Regions from separate parts of the Homo sapiens genome. Here region 2 is linked to region 1. Evidence: chromatin contacts called from ENCODE Hi-C or POLR2A ChIA-PET data. All regions are on one chromosome and are shown on one strand. The core of a region is the stretch at or near the end of the contact, and the rest is flanking DNA. Distances in the headings are between cores, read along the strand shown.

What was found. A loop is a pair of places that touch in the nucleus more often than their neighbours do. ChIA-PET counts read pairs that join two places held with the same protein, here RNA polymerase II (POLR2A). Pooled maps may share reads with other maps.
Region 2: a loop to region 1 is called in a map of prostate gland, with 2.5 times the contacts of the local background. The contact joins two enhancer-like sites. A Hi-C loop is called at or near these places in 2 of 168 maps with a recorded cell type or tissue (Caco-2 and prostate gland) and 1 of 50 pooled maps. POLR2A ChIA-PET finds 5 or more read pairs at or near these places in 5 of 52 experiments (AG04450, BJ, GM12878 and 2 more).

What each region holds. Positions count from the first base shown.
Region 1 is chr6:126,039,702-126,042,287 of GRCh38, reverse strand. It overlaps a transcript of TRMT11 not described here. Among named protein-coding and RNA genes, the nearest start is that of TRMT11, 54 kb to the right of the region's middle. Within about 2 kb of position 1,312, at least 12 of the 41 ENCODE cell types and tissues checked have a DNase peak (open chromatin) inside an H3K27ac peak, as active enhancers do.
Region 2 is chr6:126,076,047-126,078,632 of GRCh38, reverse strand. It overlaps a transcript of TRMT11 not described here. Among named protein-coding and RNA genes, the nearest start is that of TRMT11, 91 kb to the right of the region's middle. Within about 2 kb of position 1,313, at least 2 of the 41 ENCODE cell types and tissues checked have a DNase peak (open chromatin) inside an H3K27ac peak, as active enhancers do.

The sequences.
Region 1 (2,586 bases), core at 63-2,562:
AACATCGTAAGGCAGATCTCTTTTAAGGGAAAGGGGTCAGGTTCCCTAGTTTTTCACCCCAAAGGATAGACAGGAATGTGCTGGTCTCTATGATTCTATGACCAGATAGAATCACAGTATGTTTACCATTCCATTATAATTCTTTACACTCTAGACACTATGTTCTCAAACCACTCTGTTTTAGAGAAGATCTCAATGTTTTAGTAAAGTACAAACACCATCAGTCTGCTGTTATTGTCTCCATGTGTATGTTCTGGATTAAGGCACTTTTTTTTGTTTGGATTACAAACCACATTACTTGATAAATATCTGAGAAAAATGGGAGTGGGTAAGTCGGAAATCAAAGTAGATTTCACTTATTCTATGAATACAGTCCTTCTAAGAACAAAGATTCTTGCAAGTGTTTAGTTTTCTAAATAACTTTAAAATGGAACAGAACCATAGCCCAGCAAAAAGAGCCAAGGTTCTTATTTTGGAATAATTTATTCTCTTTTGGTCAAGCAGGTCAACAATAAGGTCATCAATTGCCTTGGCAACACTCACCTCCATTTCCACCACTGCAATGCATTAATGAGTTTATTTATGCCTTGCTTTATCTACAAAGAATTTTTTTCCTGTTAGAACTATTAACATGAGCCTAGTTCCACTGTGCTTTTTCAAGGGAGATTTATTACAATGGGATGGAAAATAAGATCATTTCCCAAAAAAGTCACCTTCAGTTTTCAACAGAGAAACATTATGTTTTATTCCATATCTCTTTGGATAAGCAATATTTGATAATATTTCCAGCATAAGATGTCAGCAGTTCTTCTAACACCAAACGACTAAGAACTTTTATTCAAGAGCCAGAGTTGCTTATATTGGCATCTATATAACACAACCTCAACGTCTAATTTCCTGGTGTTGAAAAAAAGTCAAATCCCTGCTTCTTTAATTTACGAGTATAAAACATATTACCTTAAAAGCTATTTCCATGTCTCAAACTTTTAAAGCACAATTTTAACCCAATAAAATAAACACACCCACTACAATGCCTCCCGTGATGTTAACACATACTCTACTTTCCCCTACAAAACTTGAAATAAGGTTGTTGTTGTTGTTTTTTGTTTTGTTTTTACTTATAATTGCCATCCTTCTTAAATATGTAGGGAATCTCAATATTTGAGTGAGTTTTCTCAACAAGGAAATAGTGGCAATACTGACTTACCTCCCAGAGCTTAAACAGTTTGAAAATGTTTTATTGCTCAATCCTTGTATTTAAAGAGTTAGTCATAAGGAAATCAGTGGCAAGCTGGCCCAAAGCTGGGTCACCCTGGGCAGGAAGTGGCTGAGAAAATTGTAGCAGATTTTAAACTTTTCAAAATCTGCTGGCCACTTTGGCTAAACACAAAGACCACCTACTCCACTATTTCCTCCCAGCTATTAGAGCAAAAAGTACTCACCAGAATAGACGGGAAGGAGGCACCTCTGATGAACACCACCAAGGTAACCGTCTGGAGTTTATGGATATTTAATATATGCCAGAAACAAAATTATACATTTTGTCATATTATAAACATTAAAATAGGCCAGTCCACAGACCACCTAGAATTCCTTCACAGATTATACTGTAAATCCAAACTACAGGACTTTCTGAAATGCAGGCAATTTGCTAGGTGATATTGTTGCTGTAAGCACATGAGGAATACAGTGGTAACATAGAAAACCAGAGCAATCCTGGAAAGGATCTGCTGTAACTTACGCCGAAAGTAATAAGATCCTAACGCCAAAAAATAAAACTCTCTCGTTAAAATAAGAGGGCTTGAGACCTATGCTCTAAAACCAAAATAGTTTGGAAGTAATCAGGTTTCTTTTTTATTTATAAGTACCAACTAAACAAATTATACTCTGAGCCTAGTGACATTTCAGGAATGGGAAACTGAACTTCCTGATTAATACAAAAATAAGCCTCATAATAGGAATCATAGTTTAGAAGACCTCAATTAGTAGTAATAACAAATAATTTCAAATATTTTTTAAGTGTTGGATAATTTTTAAGGATAATGTGACTAAAATTAATATTCCAACTTTCCAGAACTATTTGGACTAATCTTTGTGACCACCCAAAAAAGGGGCTAAGCTAAAATCTCATATTCCAAATTGAGTCAGTGACAAAGTTTCAAACTCACCTCCCATATAACCTCGAAACATTTTAAATAAGATGGTTTAAACAGAAAAACTGAAAATAAATCATCCTTGAATACTTTTAGATTTCCCCCCAGTGTACCACAAATCACATCCAGAAACCCAAACAAAATAATCAGTGAAATGTTTGAGATCTGCTGCTGAAATCCTGAACTGCAAGACAAGAAAAAGAGAGCAAAGCAGATAGCCTGATGTCTCTTTGCTTGGGCAGCACTATACTTTTAGAGGTCCTAAGCTGTGCACATTAATACTCTGAGTCCATAAAAGTCAGCAGTAACACTAAAATAATAATAATAATAAATACAGGCTCTGGTTAGAGAGAGAGGATCCATTTACTGCCACCCTGCTGAGGTACATTTGACCACCAAAGGCAAGAAAGCTATTAGCATCCTGAATTAATGG
Region 2 (2,586 bases), core at 64-2,563, 36 kb before region 1:
GTCCTCAAAGCAGCTTGACTCTCTAACCTTGAGTAAACTCAGCAATCCAGGGCCCATGACAAATGCGCAGTAAGGACGACGTTACAACAGAGGCGTTGCTTGATTTATTGTGTCTTATGAAATAGAAACCTCTTCACATCATGGGAATTAGTGATGGAATTTTAAAAAGAATAACAAAATGAAATCAGGAACGGAAGAAAAAAAATGCCTGAGTCCAACTCAAAAAAAAAAAAACCTTTCTAATAAAAAATGCAAACCAGATGCAGTTAGAGATGACTGATAATTAAGGATGATAAATGACTAATGTTTTCTATTGAATTACCAAGTGCACAGCATTGTTCCTACATGAGGGAATGATTTACATATGGCTGCTGGGCTATCTTTTCGCCTAAATTTGATTTCACAGGCAATTTTCCCATTCTCAAAGTGCCCTCTCTCTCCCAGAGTCTTGCATTTCCCTCAGGAAAGTGACTCTTAGCTTTCAGAGGTCTCTTTTATAAGAATGGATGGGCTAGATTGTGAGTAAATATTCTCTCCAATGAGCATAAAATTTATGCAATGAAGCCACAGTAAGTAGAATACAAACCCTGTTTCCTCAGTGGGGTGATGCATTAGCACAGAGCTACCCATATTCCCAAACCCCAGTCTGTCTTGAAACTAAGGATGTGTCTTGTTCAGCAGGGGGATAGGTACACAGTCTATGATTAAGCATTTCTTTAAAGCCCAGAAGGATCTCTGACTCTCACCATATTTATGATTGCAGCCTCTTTTCTGAGAGTTCTAGTCTGTGCCACACAACTTAGTATTAATAATATACTGATTTTTACTAGTAACAATTGCTTAATCTATACTAACATTATCTCACCAAACTAGGTTGTGAAAAAGGTAGAGACTTGATATGCTGCCTGCATTCACTTAATGTAGCACGAAGAATATCCTCAACAAATACTCAATGATTGGTTGACAACAGATGTTGTTCTAACATGATCACTAGGATTATAAATTGTCTGGGCGTGGTGGCTCATGCCTGCAGTCCCAGTTCTTTGGGAGGCTGAGGCAGGCAGATTACTTGAGGTAATCTGTGTTCCAGATAGAGGTTTCCAGTAAATGTTGACAGAATTAGATGAAAGAAATTACACAAGAAAGGAACGTGATCTCTTGGAGCCTCTTATCTCCTTTGTGTGTCCACGTGCCTTGTTTGATTTTCTAGTCACACTCTTTCAAAGCCCAGTTGTTGCACATCTGGAACAGGGCAGGTTGGATGCTGTAGTGATGACAAAGTTAAAGGAAAGTCACTCTTCAGTTCAGCATCAGACAGCCAAATTGCTCTGTTAGTTTTACATGTAAAAATTGGCCCCAGCTGCTCCAACTTCTTTTGGCTCCTGATTTAGAACACTAAATAAAGACAAATAATTAATCAGCCCATTGGAAAGAAAGTAAACAAATGTCATGTGATTTAGGGACTGAGGTTGCAATAGTTTGGGTCACCAGAAAGTTATTGCATATCTTCTTTCAGACTTTTCTTGTGAAGTGTTGGGTTAAATAGGGTAACTGAGCCAAATCCCCTGAAACACTCCACAGAGTTTGGATCTGGCTGTGGGATCTATGTCTTTATGCTGCCATGGCCAGAGAAAACATTACTCAGATTGACTTTTGATATTTGCAAAACCTTCTATTGACTAATAGTCTGGTTTTTGTGGAGATGATCAGAATAGAGGGGAGTCTCTCCCTTAATATTCTACAAGCTTTTTTTCTATTTGATTCCTCACAGGTGGAAATGATTAGCTGCCAAAATTAAATCCATTTTAATTCAGGTAGTAATTAGCTGACTGCTAATTAAAAAAACTCTTCAATGGTTGAACTAGGGTTAGGAGAGACACACACAGGACATTAGACATTTTTTATTTATATGGTAACTGTACCATAAAAGCAACAATTCTACCATGTAAAGGTAGAGGCTATAATCAGTACTTTTTTAGGCAATGGGTAGTTATTCGAGTTTAGAGACAAAGGAGTGAAAGGATGGTGTTTTGAAGTTTTGTGGAGTGAAAACCACTAGCTCATCTTTTTTATTTGCAAGTTGCAGAAATCCAACTCAACCTAGTTCAAAGTAAAGGAATACCTGGCTGGCATAATTGAGGAAGTCAAGATAGGAACTGGCAGTGCTTGATCCAAAGGTTCTATCTATCAATGCCATCCAAATTATCTCTTTTCTCTTGGCTCAATGGTCTCTTGATTTGGCTTCATTTTCCAAAGGACACATTCACTGATGGCATTATATGGGCACAATTATTGTCACATAGGCAGATATGGCCCCGCCCTTCTGTCCTACAATGATCTCTGGTTGGTCAGGTATAGGGCACATGCCCAGCCCAGGGAACAGTCAAGCCAGACTATAAGAGCTGTAATTGGAAGACAGACAGTTCTCATAAGGAAATGTGGGTTCTGCTACTAGAAAAGATAGAAGACATCACTATGCATATCCTTGTATCCTGTTTCTCCCTACCTCCCACCCCCAACCCCCCACAACCTACTAACCTTAATAGCACACTAAGTAGAAAAAGGGGATGCATACAATTCTAGTTG